Linked DNA regions of Mus musculus: region 2 is linked to region 1. A link is a loop called in an ENCODE intact Hi-C map of the cell type or tissue named here. Cell type or tissue: left cerebral cortex. All regions are shown on one strand.

Region 1 (8,000 bases):
CAGGCCGCTGAGGGAGGGAGACTGTCTCAGAACATTAGAGCAGCAGGGTAGAGCCCAGCTATAGAGCAGTAACCTATGATTAGTGGCATGGCTGGAATAGAGTGCTTCCTAGCATGTCTCTTAAGATCTGTCATGCTTTTAACCATCAATTTGACACAGCCTAGAGTCACATGAAAGGGGAGTTTTCCAATTGAGGGATTGCCCTGTTTTGTGTAATTTTAAAAAGCACTAGCTCATTTGACCCTGGGCTGCTGTTCTCCCTGCTGTCCCTTCTCCTCCTGCCCACTATGCTCTGCAGATGGAAAACACTAGACAGTAAATATTTTAAAACTAGCTAGATAGTTGATTCTTGTCAGCTAACCTATTCTAGCCAACCGCCAGGGCAGAGACTGCCATTTCCAGCCCCCCAAGATCTTACATGGTTGTTTCATCCTCCCTGTCCCTTCTCCTCCTCCTGGGACCCAAAAGTCCCACCTTTTTCCCTTCACCCAGCAATTGACTTCTGCCTCCTTTATTGTTACAATCAAGAACCAATTTGGATATCAACACCTCCCTCTAAGTTACCCAGATTAAATGTGCCTGCAGGCAAGTCTATATGGCATTGCCTTAATTGTTAATTTTGTTGGGAGGCCCTGCCCACTGTGGGCAGCAGCATTCCCTGGACAGGTGGTCCTACAATGAAGGAAAGCTCACTGGGGCTAGAGGGAGCTGGTTAAAGGCCTATACTATTCTAGAACCTAGTTTAGTCACCAGCACTCATACCAGACAGTTGACAGCTGCCTGTAACTCCAACTCCAGGGGGACCTACAATGCCTCTGGCTTCTGTGAGCAAAGGTGCAGGTACAAATAGCCACACAAACACTGAAGATAGTAGTTGGGTATGGTGGCACACCTTTAGTCCCAGCACTCAGGAGGTGTGGCAGACAGATCTCTATGAGCTCCAGGCTAACGTGGTCTTCATAGTTCCACTACAGAGTGAGACCCTGTCTCAACAGAACAAAATAATCTTTTAGAAATTTGGCTGAGTGTAAGCTTTCTGCCCTTGTTTGGCAGTGAAGTGAGTTCCTTGGTCTGAGGTAATATGTGGAATGGCAAGCAGGCCTGCTATCAGGTTCCTGCCTTGAGCTCCCTCAAATGATAGCCTGAGACCTGGAAGTTTAAGCCACATAAGCCCTTCTTCCCTGAAGTGTTTTTGGCCATGGTGCTTGTCACAGCAGCAGAGAACAGACTGGATCAATTCCTAGTGCCACCAAAAATAAAAGGTCTGAGGAGCAAGTTCATGGTCAGCCTGGCTTACATAGTGCAGTCTGCTCCAGGAGGGGAGAAACAGAACCACCTCCTTTGTGCCTCAATTCTGCAACCTTCCTTTCACCTGACAGGCTGGAGCTAAGGTCTAGTGATCTCTTGGTTGTGGATGGTCACTGCTCATATTTCAGGGCTGCCCCATGGGTGCTGGCATAGGCTGGGATAGCTCCAGGCCCTATTTCTTTCTTTTTTTTAAGATTGGTACTGGAGGGCTGTTGGGCTGTTGAGATGACTCAGGGGTTAAGAGCACTGACTGCTCTTACGTAGGTCATGAGTTCAAATCCCAGCAACCACATGGTGGCTCACAACCATGTGTAATGAGAAAATTAAAGGCCTGGTGCGAGAGGGAAGTGGGGAGAGGGGGAACAACTGATGCTGGAGAGCAAACGCAGGTTCTCATTCTTGCATGACTAGTCAGCGCTCTACTTGACTGGACCATCTGCCCAATCCTGGTTAGTCCTTTTTTTTTTTTTTTTTGTATAGACTTTATTATTAAAAAATCCTTTAAGTAAATAAAAGTATCACACACCCAAAAATGTAGACCCAAAGTCCATATAACTTAGTGAACTTATGCACAGTTAGAATTGGTATTAGAGGGGGCTGGTAAGATGACTGCTCTTCCGAAGGTCCTGAGTTCAAATCCCAGCAACCACATGGTGGCTCACAACCACCCGTAATGAGATCTGACACACTCTTCTGGTGTGTCTGAAGACAGCTACAGTGTACTTATGTATAATAATAAATGAAGCTTGGGCTGGAGCAAGCAGGGACTGAACGAGCGGTATTGACCAGAGTGAGCTGAGGTCCTAAAAATTCAATCCCTAAAAACCACATGAAGGCTCACAAACATCTGTATAGCTAAGGTGTACTCACATACATAAAATAATCTTCCTTTAAAAAAATTGGTATTAGAAACAAATTGTAGCAAAGCGAGGTGTTTAATTCCAGCACCAGGAGTCAGAGGCAGGCAGATCTCTGAGCTGGAGGCCAGCCTGGTCTACATAGTTCCAGGACAACCAGGGCTACATATAGAAACATTGTCTCAACCTAAAGAGGAAGAGAAAAGAAACCAGCCACGAAGCATCACCACATAAACACATACCACCCAGCAAAAACTCCATGGCAAGAGTGAAAGTAGGAAAGCAATGACCTTTATGTCCTCTGGCTACATGCTTTTTTGACAGTCTCACTATGTTTAAGGTAATACAAAATCCCGCTTAAGGTGAAAAATCCTTCTGAGCGCTGGGATCTCAGGTCCCACTGCCACATTGGTGTTGGCTCCTGCCTGTCAGGTCTCGCCTGACAGCTCTGGTCTCAGAACTAGCAGGAGAAATGAAGGTGAAGGGCTGGGACCCCAAGGCTCCAGAAAAGACACCCCCAGATGTCTAGGCAGAGCAGGGATCTCCAGTCTTCCTTGGCAGCCTGCTCACACAGGAGAGTGCTGGGCTAGCATTTCAGGCAGCGAAGGAGCAAGTGTGTCCAAACTTCTGAGCCTGAGATTAAGGCCTTGCCAGCTACAAGGTTCCTCATCAAAAGTCCCACAATCTAGTAAGGAAAACATTGCATAAGGTCGACAGTTCCCTGGTAGAGGACATGTTCTTCATAAGCACAAGGCCGTGAGTTTGAACCCCCAGGACTCACTGGCCAGGCAACCTGGTCACATCACTGAGTGGCAGGCCCATGAGACAGACTGTCTCAAAACCAAGATGGACAGACTGGATGTTCTGAGGAACACCTGAAGTTGACCTCTGACCTCCACACACAAGTGCACACACAGACAAACACACCTGAACACACGTGCACACAAATATAAATCTAACAAAAGAGGGAGATGACTCGATGTTTTAAATAACTTCACAATTTGGTGTTAGGCCACAGACTGAAGCTGCTTCAGTCCAATGAGAAAGATCCTCTTTGCATGCGAAGTGGGCTCTAGACTACATTCCGGGAAAGTGCCAAGAGACTCCTAGCCAAAGGCCGGCACTCCACGATGCAAGAACACAACAGAGAGCCTGAGAGTCAACGGGGTGGCTGTAAGCAGCTTGGGAAGGGCCAACTCACTTCTCAGCCCCATTTCCACTCCCTCTCAGCGCCACTGGGGAGATGCTCAGTGGGGGAAATACCTAGTACTTAAACACAGACGAAGAGCACACAGAAAAAGCCAGGTGTGGCATTATGCACATGTAACCACAGCACTGAGGAAATTGGAGGTAGAACGGAGACAGGAGGATTCCTGGCACTTGCTGGCCAGCCAGGCTAGCCAATCAGGGAGCTCTGGGGTCAGTGGAAGACCAGGAAGAGCTGGAGGGATGACTTAGCAGCTAAAAGCTAGTACTGTTCTTGTAGAATGTCCATCCAGTTAACTCCCTCCCTGACCACCTCCTGTTTCCTGACTAGCAAAGCAAGGCGAGGGTGGTGATTGGAGTGTTAATGTGCTCATTATGCAAGCCATTATGAGAGGCAGTCCTTAGCAGCTTCGAGGCAGTGGGGGACCCGAATGAGAACAAATGGATTGTAGAAGATTGCTGGGGTCAGGGGAAGGAACCACGGTCGCATTGGAAAATGAAAAGGAGAGCAATTTAGTGAGTTTTCGTGAGTTCGCTGTGGTGTCCAGGCTTCCGGGCCCAGACTCTGCAGTTCCCTCTGTGGCCAGAAGAGGGGGCGAGAGGCCGATGCTGTGCATAGTTTCCAGGCAGACTAGGTCACTCGGGAGTGAGATTAGCATTCCAGAGCCAAATCAGGCTAGCCGTGCTGTCTGGTCTTGTCTCATCCAGGCAGAAGGGAGGGGACAGTCGCCAGCCGCCAGAGTAAGAGCAAACAATAAAGGGAGGGCCAAGGAAAGACGCCCCTAGGTCGGAAAGCAAAGCTCTGAGTCTCTGTAGGTTTGAGGGAGTGGCCAGACTGTCTATGGGCTTTTCCTGCCTCCAACGCTCTGGACACTGGACAAGGACAATGCTGATATCCAAGGAGAAAGGAGGCTGATATTCAAACCCAGTGTAGAAGAAAGCTACCTAGGGGACAGGAGTGGGGACAGGCCCAGGTCTGCCCTGCAGTTTCTGCAGACATCTGAGGCCAGAGACCTGGCCTGGGGCCTGTATTCTGGGCTCAGGATAGATCGCCTGAACCTACTTTAAAAGGCTATTGTTAGCTCCCAGTAAGAGGCTTATTGCTCTTCCGGAGGACCTGAGTCCAGTTTCTAGCACTCAGGTGTGGACTGTTCCAGAGGATCCAACGGCCTCTTCCAGGCTCTGGGGACTCCTGCACTCAGGTGCTGCACATAAATCTGCACAGGTAGGGGACTCAGAGATGGCTCAGTGGTTAAGATGACTGGTTGCTCTTCCAGAGGTCCTGAGTTCAAATCCCAGCAACCACACGGTGGCTCACAACCGTCTGTAATGGAATCCGATGCCCTCCTCTGGTGTGTCTGAAAGCTGAGAACTCGTACATAAAGCAAATAAATAAATATTTTAAAAACCAAAACAAAAGACTGTGCAGGTAGACATATACATAAAAATGACAAATCTGACCGAGAGAGAGAGAGAGAGAGAGAGAGAGAGAGAGAGAGAGAGAGAGAGAGAGAACTGTTGTCTCCTTTTCTCTAACACAAGGGGATCCTAGCCAGTTGACTAGATCACATTCTCTCTTGACCCTCTTCATTCTGTTATGCCATCTAACTGGGGTCACTGCAGGGCAGACAGAAGCAGATGCCAGAAGTGGAGAACCTCTTGAAAATAGTCACCCCAGGATAGCTGACCTACTGGGGAGGAAGAGACATTTCCGTAGCCCACTTAAGTCACCTGTTGTTGCTCTGTCTGAGGCCATCGCCTGTAGATCATCCCAAAATTCCCTTTAGTAAATGGGTAACTGCTGAACACGCCAAGAGGACCCCTAAGTCCACTGATCAGTACCCAAGTGCTTCCAGTATCCGGTACCCATCTGTCCTAGTCAGGGTTTCTAATACTGCACAAACATCATGACCAAGAAGCAGGTTGGGGAGGAAAGGGTTTATTCAGCTTACACTTCCACATTGCTGTTCATCACCAAAGGAAGTCAGGATAGGAACTCACACAGGTGGAACCTTGGAGGCAGGGGTGGATACAGAAGCCGTGGAGGGGTGCTGCTTGCTGGCTTGCTTCCCCTGGCTAGCTCAGCTTGCCTTCTTATAGAACCCAGGACTACCAGCCTAGGGATGGCACCACCCACATAGGGCTGGGCCCTCCCCACTTGATCACTCACTAATTGAGAAAATGTGTTATAGCTGGGTCTCATGGAGGCATTTCCTCAAGGGAGGATCCTTTCTCTGTGATAACTCCAGCTTGTGTCAAGTTGACACTAAACCAGCCAGTACACCATCTAAAACCAGATTTTATTTTTAATTATATGTTGCGGGGGTAGAGAGGGGAATTGCATGTGTGTGCAGGTATATGTGAAGTCCAGGAGAAGGGGTCAGATCCCTGGAGCTAGAGTTACAGGTGGTTGTGAGCATCCTGACATGAGTGCTAAGGCTCTGATCTCGAGTCCTCTGCAAGAGCAGTGAGAGTGTCCTTAACCATTAAGCCACCTCCCAGCCTTCCTTCCTTCCTTGGTTTTATTTTTGAGGCAAGATCTCCCTATGTAGCTCAGGCTACCCTGGAAACCATGATCCTTCTAGCTCAGTCTGCTGGGTGCTGAGGTGTAGCATCATACCCAGCTATACTGAATCCTTCAAAGGATTTTGTTTTTTTATTTTATGTGTATGAGTGCTTTGCCTGTGTGTGCACCATAAGTGTGCAATGCCCACACAGTCAGAGGAGAGCACTAATTCCCCTGGGACTGAAGTAACAGATGGTTGTGAGCTGCCATACTGGTGCTGGGAACCGAACCTCCGTCCTCAGTAAGAGCATCCAGTGCTCTTAACTGCTGAGCCATCTCTCCAGCCCTAGTTAAATATTTTAATAGCACCATAGACTGGCACTCCTCCTAAATACAAGCTCAAGTTTGGGGATCCAGAGAGCAACTTATATATCCCATTCCAGGGCACCCACACAGCTGTTCACCTCACTGAGCTACACTTCCATTCCTGAAGGGGGCTCAAATCCAGGACTTGGAAGTGGGATTTTTGTTGAAGTGGGTTTTTGTTGTTGTTGTTTTGTTTTTCGAGACAGGGTTTCTCTGTATAGACCTGGCTGTCCTGGAACTCACTCTGTAGACCAGGCTGGCCTCGAACTCAGAAATCAGCCTGCCTCTGTATCCCAAGTGCTGGGATTTGGAAGTGGTTTTTCCCATCGCCTATGATGGTGAGTTTCCATTGGCAACTTGGTGGAATTTGGTTGCTGGCTGTGTCCATGAGGGCATTTCTAGACAGGTCTAACTGAGGAGAGGAAACCCACCCTGAATGTGGGCAGCAGCGTCCCTCGGTCTGAGGTCCTGGAAGGGATGCAAGGAAGAAAGCAAGCAGAGCCCCAGCATCCCTCTCTCGCTGCTTCCTGACTATGGATGCCTCGGGAGGAGTTGCCTCATGCTCCTGCTGCTGCTGCTGCACCTTCCCTGACAGATAAGCTCACACTGTGGGACACAGCCGTCCCTTCCTCCCCTAAGCTGCTCTTGTCGTGGTGATAAGGAAAGGAATTAATATACCCCAAGGCCAACATCGTATAATTAATGATATTTCTTTCCCAAAGTGACCCCTGGGCAACAGCATTTGTAAATGAGAGTCCCCAGAAAGACACAACTGAACAGAACCCGAACGGTGTAGAGAATTTAGAAGGTTCCCAATTCTAGAGGCAGCTCATCTTGGGCTTGCTTTGGCCCCTTTCGTTACCCACCTCTGTACATGACCTAATATCTTTTAGCCCATTAGGAAAGTACTTTGGGGGGCTGGTGAGATGGCTCAGTGGTTAAGAGCACTGACTGGTCTTCTGAAGGTCCTGAGTTCAAATCCCAGCAACCACATGGTGGCTCACAACCACCCATAATGAGATCTGATGCCCTCTTCTGGCAAGTCTAAAGACAGCTACAGTGTACTTAGGTATGATAATAAGTACAATCTTTTTAAAAGAGAGAAAGAAAGGAAGGAAGGAAGAAGGAAGGGAGGGAGGAAGAAGGAAAGAAAGAGAGAGAGAGAGAGGGAGGAAGGAAGGAAGAAAGGAAGAAAGGAAGAAAGGAAGAAAGGAAGAAAGGAAGGAAGGAAGGAAGGAAGGAAGGAAGGAAGGAAGAAGGAAGGAAGAATGAGCTTTGGAATGTACAAGCAGACCCTTAGCTTCCACCAACTCAAAGCTAACAGTTCCTCAGACAGCATCTAAGGCCCACAGCTCAGTTTTCCTTCCTGTCTGTGACCTGATGTCTCCACCAATGTATACGGGAAGTGTCTTGATTTCTAACTTTCTTTATTCCATCCCTAAAATCTCCCCTCAGTCTGTTACCACCTTGGAACCAGGATCTGGGCTACTCGGCCATGTTGGCTCACATTTGGCTTCAGAATAAATTCTTTTTTTTTTTTGAACATGTTTTTTGTTATTTTATATGTATGTGTACATATATGCATGTATGTATGTGTACCATGTGCATTCCTGCGGCCCTCGGAGTCCAGGAGAATTGCAAGAGCTAGAGTCAAGTGGTTGTAAGCAACCAATCGTAGGTGCTGGGAACTGAACCTAACATAGGGGAATCACAGAGCATCTCAGGAGAGGTCAGGTGAGAGCATCCAAGCAGGAGGA
Region 2 (8,000 bases), 60 kb after region 1:
GTGGCTTAGGGACAGAGCCATCATGATAAAGACTCCTGTGAGTCCCTGAGAGGAGTGGAATGCCCAGATAGCACATTGCAAACCAGGCATCTGCAGCAGAGGATGCCTGCGGGTGGGGAGGCCGGCCGGCAGACGGCTGGCTCCTGCTGGGTGGAGTGGAGTTCTGAGATTCGGAGACGGAGACGGGTGGGGAGTGGTAGAGAGCTGGGGATGGCAGAGAGCTGAGCCGTGAGTGCACACACCCTCCAGCGCTGGCCGTGATTGATGAAGACAGCCGGCAGCTGGAGCTTGGAAGTGCAGAAGGCCTCTGGAGGCTGCGGAGGGGAGGGAGGGTGAGGAGAGGCTATGAATATTTCAGAGGCTGAGGCCAGGGCTGAAGGAAAAGAGGAGGGAGGGGAGGCACAAAGGCTGGCGGGAGGTGGGGGGGTGCCCAGGGATCTGGAAAGGCAGATGTCGGCGGTGGGGGAGGGGTCCTTTGAAAGAATAGGAAAAGGGAGGCCAGAAGGGACACCAGGATAAGACGACAGGCTAACAGTCGCTGAGAGAAGACTTGTCCAAGGGTAAGGAAGAGCTTAATCCTTAGGATGGACCTAATTGTTTTATTGATGTTTGAGGCAGATTCTCAGGTAACCCAGCTGGCCTCAACCTCCCTAAGTATCAAAGGGTGGCCCTGAACTCCTGAGGTGTACCCTACCACACCCAGCTTAGGTGTTGCAGATAGGCTAGGTGAGCCCTTTGCCGACTCTGCATTCGTGTGTGTGTGTGTGTGTGTGTGTGTGTGTGTGTGTGCGCGCGCGCGCGCGCGCGCGCGCTACTGGGAGTGGAACCCAGGGTTTTCCTATTGGTGGGTGCTATACAGCTGAGCTGGGGACCCCAAGTCCTTCCCTGGGTAATTCTACACAAGTGCTCTACATCGAACCTACATCCCCAGACCTCCATCCATCCATCCATCCATTCATTCTTATTTAGGTTGATCAGACAGACCTTGAACTTGAAAACCTCCTGCCTCAGCATTCCCAGTAGTTGAGCTAACAGACCTGCTCCACCTGACTTGGCATTTCTCTTTTGCAAACCACTGTCCCTGAGTTTGGGTTACTCAGATCTTCATCAGATCCCCCAGGCCTGGGGACGGCAAGCCCCCTGGTCTACAAGCATAGTCCCCTCTTCCCAGCCACAAATAGCCCAGAGGGCATCAGGCCAGGCTGCAGCAGCGAGAAGGCCACTCTTAGAGGCGGACGGGCAGTGTCTCTGTCTCTCCTTAGCGTGGCAGAGACCCCGCGACGAATGGAGGGCTTGGAGCCGGGCCTGGAGTACCCACCCTTCGATGAGGACGACGGCCCGGTGGATTGCGACTGCCCGGTCTCCTGCTACCGCGGGCACCGGGGGTACAGGTGAGCGGCCGCCGCGGCGGAGGGGAGGGCAATACGGGGCCGCCCCCCTCACCTCCCGCTGCCGCCCCTTCTCGCTCAGGACCAAGCACTGGTCCAGCAGCTCTGCATCGCCCCCTCCCAAGAAGAAGAAGAAAAAGAAAGGCAGTCATCGGAGGAGCCGGTGAGAGTGGCGCATGGCCCTAGAGCGAGGTGGGGAGGGCCTTGAGGTTCCCATCTTGGACCCACACGGGACACGGGACACGGATGCTACACTTGGAATCTGCAAACTTAAACCTGCCCCTCTCCCTTTCTTGAATGCTTACACTGCAGCTTAGCCCCTCCCCTTGGCCCCGCCCATTCCCTAGGCTCCGCCCCACTTTAAGTCCCATCCCCACTGGGTTGTACCATCCTCCCAGGACTCACTTAAACACCATCCCAACCAAGTGTGTGTGTCCCTGGGAAGGGGGTCATTACTGGACCTCAACTACAACTCCCCCATCTCTATGTCCCCTCTGCCCCCATCGCATCCTGAGGTACAAACTGGGGCCACTAGCTAACTGGAAACATCTGTCTGTCCTTTCTCTCTGGCATCCACCCTCAGCAAAAAGAGGAGACTAGAGTCAGAATGCAGGTCAGTGATGAAGGGGACAGGAAGGGGGTGGGGGGAGCGACACCTGTGGGTGGGAAGAACCCAAGGCCACCTTCCAGAGACAGGAGGTCTGACCCTTCATGGCTGGACACTGGACTCTCACACCCAGCCCAGACAGAGATCCCAGGACTGGGGATAGCTCAGAGCCAGGGAGTTTGCCTAGTGCAAGGCACTGGGTTTTAATTTCAGCATTGTAAGAAAACCAGACTCCCTCCCCCAACAAAAGTGTTTCCCCTTCCCCTCATGACAGGGTGCACACTCTTGTGATCCCACCACTCAGGAGGCCAAGGTAGGAAGAGCATGAGCGCAAGGCTAGCCTGGGCTACACAGCAAGACCGATCTCCAAAACAAACAAAAATAACTAAGCAAACAACACAAAGGTTCTGAGGAGATAGCTCAGACAGGAGAGTGTCTGCATTGAAAGCATGAACATCCGAGTGGGACTCCTAGAATCACACACACACACACACACACACACACACACACACACACACCAGGCACATCACACACACACACCAGGGACACACACATCTCACACACACACACCAGGCACATCACACACACACACACCAGACACACACACACCAGGGACACACACACACACCAGACACTCACACCAGGCACACACACATACACATCATCATCATCACACACACCAGGCACACACAGACCAGACACACACACACCAGACACTCACACCAGGCACACACACACACATCATCATCATCATCACACACACCAGGCACACACACACCAGACACACACACACACTAGACACACACATACCAGACTCACACACACACACACAACACACACATATACATCACACATACCAGACTCACACACACATCAACACATACACAATACACAACACACACACACACACACAGAGGTTTCTAATCCCAGCACTGAGGAGGCAGAGATAGATGGATTCCCAGGGCTCAGGAGCCGGCGAGCCAAGCTAAGTTGGCAAGTCCCAGAGCCAGTGAAAGACCATGACTCAGAAAACACAAGGCTGGCGAGAAGACTCAGCAACCATCAGTCCCGTGGCCTCCACAGTGGCAGAAGAGAACTTTGCAAAGGCTGTTTTGTTTTCTCTGCTCTTCGTGTATGTCCCCTGCCACGTGCACATAAACACACACAATACATAAATATATTGGGGGGGGGCTCATAAGTGATGTCCGAGGCTGACCTCTGGGCTCTACATGTATCTGTGTGCACACACACACGAAGGCAAAAGAGGCAGGCAGTAGCAGCAACTTTAGGGGTCTTGCCAGTCTGACCCATAAGCTCCAGGTCATTCTATCCAAGGGGCTCTGGGATTCACAGCTTGGGGCCCCTTCCCAGCTTCCAGACCGGGAACCCCATCAGCCACACACATCCTCTCCCCTCCACCCCAAGCTCACTGGTGCCCACCCGTCTCCACAGCTGTGGGAGTGCTTCCCCCCTGCGCAAGAAGAAGAAGAATGTGAAGAAACACCGTCGAGATCGGTACTTTGCCCCCAATCCCCACCCCCAGCTGCCCACCTCGTTCCCTGGGCTCAGGACCTGGGCTGGCCATTCCCTGGGCTGGGGTCCTCAGCAGCCATTCCTATAGACTCAGGAGGACTTATCACCCTACAGGTCTGATTCTGGGTCCCGGAGGAAGAGACGATACAGGTGAGCTGTGCTTTCCTGAACAGGCAGGCAGACAGAGGCAGCCGGTCTCCTTCAGGGACCAAAGCCACAGTAGTGAGAGGGGCCCCTCTTTCACTGATGCAAGTGAGGCTGAAAGGTCAGGTAGGCCCAAGAACTGCTTTTAGCCTTTGCCCGCCCCAATTCAGCCCCAAGAAAGTCCAGGAAGAATTGCAACTCCTGTGTCCAGTGGGTGTGTCAGGAGGTACCCTCTTAAAAGCAGAAGCATCAGGAACCCAAATTGCATGGAACGGGGCGGGGGGCATGCCAGGCCAGAGCATCTCTGTGAACTGGGTTGGCTCAGAGATAGAAGATGGGGTGCTGAGGCTCTGACCACAGCTGGAGTTTTGGCATATCGGTTGCTAGCTCTCTACAAGCCTGAGCTTTAGGGATGACCGAGGGAAGGCGGGGGTGGGGGTGGGTAGGGATGGGGGACCCAGGCATAAGCTAGTAGAAAGCTCAGTATCAGGGATCAAAAGGTATAGGCCAATTGCACCCTTACTCTGGAAGCCAGACTCCCTCTCCACAACCCTGAGCAGGTGTAGTCTCCTGGCCCTTCCATTGGTGGGATTTACAAAAGGCCATTTGTACGTGTTGGTAGAAAAGCCTATACAGTTCCCCCCACCCTACCCTTTTTATTTTCCCAATCGCCACCCCCAGAACCTCCCCCACCCCGTTTCTGCCCATCCCCTCCCTCCCAGAGTGGATGGGTAGCATGGGCCTCTGCTGCCCCCTAGTGGCCACATGCTATGTTCAGCCCCTCTGACTAGGACTGGACCTGTAAGTGAGCTAGTACTGCTACATCCACACCCGGGAGATTCTGAGGCTCAAAGCAAGCAGAAGACTTCCCACTCCCAGGTCCTTTCCTATTCCTTTCTCTCTTGTAAGAAGTACATTTCTGTGCTTGTTATATGTGTTTGGGATTTAAAAGGATTTGGTGGCATCAGAGAGGGGACGGGAGATGGAATGAGATTAAACGGGAAACAGAAAGCAGAATGTGACAGACAGAGCATGGCTCTGTGGTAGTGCTCCCGCTTAAGTGTGCCCGCCAGCACCACATGCATACACACCCCTTTTCATGAAGCCTGGCTGTACCCTATGGGCAGATCCCTGTCAGCCAGGAAAGTTCCGACCTAAGAGAAGAGCAACTGGAACTTCCAAGCTTCTGTACCTGAGTTCAGCTGGGCTCCAGTGCGCGCTCTACACAGTCACTCTCTGGCCCGCTCTTCTCAGACTCAGTCTTTGCTCCCTGCAGATCGAGAAGCCTCAAGAGCAAACGAAAAGAAAAAAACAAAGAGCGAAAGAGGTAAACACACCCTCTGCTCCCCCATCCCCAGAAAACCTGGCCTTTTAGCACCCCAAACCAACCTCTTAAACGCACCTCGAATCGTACCTCCAAGGGCAAAGGGTACTACTCAAAGGGTAGCTCTCTAGTTGTGCCAGACGGAAAAGTTAAGATTCACTTAACTTGCACAGAGGAAGCCCTGTGAGCCAGTGGCCACTTAAGATTGTTGGAGCCTAGGTCCCTTGCCACCCATGTATTCTTTCTGTCCCTTGATCCTTTCAGCCACACACCTTCATTCCAAGACCAGGTGAGAGATGAGATGGTCTTTGGAAGTTGGGGCTGTCCCAGGAGAAGTGCTTTTCCCTAACTCTCAGGAATGATTTGGAGACCTTATACCCAGACCCATTCAGGCCGTGCTGGGGGTGGGGCTGATCCCCCAGTGACCTTTCTGAGTTACCTACCCCAAGTCCCTGTGGTCAGGCCAGGCTACACCACGGTCAAGGCAAATAGCACTTCCATCAGGCCGACTCCTCTTGCCCACCCCAGGCCTCACACTGAGTCTCCAGGCCGAAGGTTCCACCACCACAGCAGCGCCAGCTCCCACAGCCCCTCAATGTCCTCACACTACAGTGATTCTGGATCACCCAGCAGGTAGGCTGAACCCTGGGGCTGCGCTCAAAGGGGATGCATCGGGGCAGGCTGCTACAGTGCTTGCCTGGTGTGCACGAAGCTCTGGGTTTGACCCCCAGAACAACCGTGGTAGTGCATGCCTGCAATGCCAGCACTTCAGAAATGGAGGTAGGAGGATCAGAAGTTCAAGGTCATTCGAGACTAGATGTGGAGTTTGAAGGTCAGCCTGGATTACATGCGATCATCTTCAAAAAATTACAGATAGATAGATAGATAGATAGATAGATAGATAGACAGACAGACATCGTCGTGGGATGGAGGGAATTGTTGTGTCCCTATGGGTTGGGATGCGGGAGCAGTCCTCAGAACCAAAGTTCATCAGACAGAGCAAATTGGTGTCCATCTGGAGGAAGAACTTAAATAGGAACTCAAGGTAGTGCAGCTGGAAACCAGGTCAGTTGCAGAGGGGGCGTCCCACGCCGGCTCCCCCGATCCCTCTGCTCCCCCAGACTGAGCCCCAAGCATCGAGATGACGGGCGGAAGACAGGCAGCCAGCGATCCAGCGGGAGCCGGTCGCCATCCCCATCGGGCGGCAGCGGATGGGGGTCGCCCCAGCAGAACGGAGGCAGCAGGCAGCGAAGCGGAGCGCACGGGGGTCGCCCCGGCTCGGCGCACAGCCCGCCCGATGTACGTAAGCTTGGCTTTGTGGAGGGTTTGTCATGCTGTTTGCCTGCTGACTGCGCCGTGCGGGCTGGGGCAGGGTAGCAGAAGGGGCGGGGCCGTGATGGGTCTCCAGGTGACCCGACAGATGCTCTCCCTGTTCCCATCCCTCTGACCTGTGCTCTACAAGGAGAGTCGGGTGCCTTGCTCAGTTGGATGTCGGTTGGCTGTTGTTCTCACCTGGGCCTGGTGGTCTGGTGAGGATTTGGGGGTGCGTGGGCACCTGTAGGCCTGGGCTACTTTCGACTTGGCAAAGTGAAGGTCAGAGAAGGCTTGACCATAGAGGTAGTCGGGATACGCTGCTGGGGAATGAACAGAGGTTTCTTGCCTTCAGGGAGCAGGCGCAGACTATAAACACATCATTCAGGAACTAGAGAGAAATGACTCAAACTGCAGCGGGTGTCATGTGACACCCAAGCCCTTACCCCTTCACTGAGTTCTTCCCTCTTCTTAGCCCCTTCCATTAACCCTTCACTTCTCTCGGGACCCTGCAATGAGCTTCTTTAGTACTTGGCCCCAGCATTGCCCACCTTGAACCAGTGTCTTCAACCTGTGAGCCTCTCCTCCCAGGCTGATAGTACAGAGACAACTATAACACCCCTACCATTACTATCTGCTCCACAAACTGTGCCCACCCATCGTCGGGAGGGACACAATCACCTCTAGATCTGCAAGCATGTGATGTGATCACATGACCGTAGGAGCCCAAACAAAAAACACTAGACCTTTTTCTCCCCACAGGGTCTATAGACCTCATCTGTCTGTCCATCAGAGCATGAGGCTGAGGCCTCGCAGGGAGAAGGTGCTGCAATGCTGACAGGGCCTCTGGGTGTGCTCAGGAACTTGGGATAGGATAGCAGGGTCCCTTCCACAGCAGCCATGCATTACCCACGATGTCTCAGCCACGCTCCAAGCTGTCCTCCCCACACTTCAGGTCTCTGCAGCCAACACAAACCTCTACATGTCAGTTTCATTTTGATTTTTTGGTTTTGGTTGTTTTCTTTCACTCCCTCCCTTTTCTGAAATACTCTTCCTCCTGTGGTGTCGGAGAGGAAGGTGGAAAGGAAACAGGCACAAAGCTTTTGTTCTCAGGATGTCTACAGATGAACCTGCCTCTAGGCTGTCCTACCTGGAAAGGATGCCAGGTTCTTGGCCTAGCTCCTGAGGCTGTGGTTAGGCCAGCAGTTGTGAAGACAGCGATGTCTCTTGGATCTGTCTTGGGTATGGGAGAGGGAACAAAGGGGTATCTTAAAGCAGCCCAGCAGGGGCTGGAACTGATGAGGTAACCTGCAAAGTAGCATGGCCACCCCCAAACTTCCAAAGCACAAAAGACCGAGCACAGTCTCCCATGTATGGCCTCCTGAGATAGCCCAAAACACAGTTTTGGTTTGGTTTGGCTTCAAACCAAGTCTCATCCTATTTCTGACCCCTTTTGTGGGGTCTTGGAACTCTGAGCAACTTCCCTGCCTGTGACCCCTTGCAAGGGTCCTGTACATGTGTAAACAAAATGGCTACAGTAACCAGACTCCTGCAGGTCTGACAAAATGACAACAGTACCTAGAAGGCTTTTGTCAAATGGCTTGAGTCAGCATTTGGTCTAGGCAGTACTTTGTATCTTCTGCCCAAAACACAGTTTCACATGGCCACAGGAGTTTTCCAAGAACATTGTTCA

Evidence for each region. A loop is a pair of places that touch in the nucleus more often than their neighbours do. Peaks named below come from ENCODE experiments on the same cell type or tissue, not always from the same donor. Only the 100,000 strongest peaks of a DNase experiment are listed, where the experiment ranks them.
Region 2: a loop joins it to region 1, with 5 times the contacts of the local background. A loop is called at or near these places in 28 of 42 quality-filtered maps.

The regions. Positions count from the first base shown.
Region 1 is chr5:135,790,756-135,798,755 of GRCm38, forward strand. No RefSeq gene overlaps it. Among named protein-coding and RNA genes, the nearest start is that of Mdh2, 16 kb to the left of the region's middle. In left cerebral cortex, a CTCF peak has its summit at 3,945 (motif pointing right); DNase peaks (open chromatin) are centred at 3,020 and 3,964; H3K4me3 peaks cover 293 bases; H3K27ac peaks cover 1,046 bases.
Region 2 is chr5:135,850,921-135,858,920 of GRCm38, forward strand. Srrm3 (serine/arginine repetitive matrix 3) reads left to right here. Exons shown (of 15, transcript NM_021403.3): 4 at 1,263-1,391; 5 at 1,471-1,551; 6 at 1,972-2,001; 7 at 3,448-3,510; 8 at 3,643-3,678; 9 at 4,949-4,999; 10 at 5,525-5,629; 11 at 6,118-6,295. Among named protein-coding and RNA genes, the nearest start is that of Gm22450, 21 kb to the right of the region's middle. In left cerebral cortex, a CTCF peak has its summit at 4,441 (motif pointing left); DNase peaks (open chromatin) are centred at 189, 3,003 and 4,432; H3K27ac peaks cover 261 bases.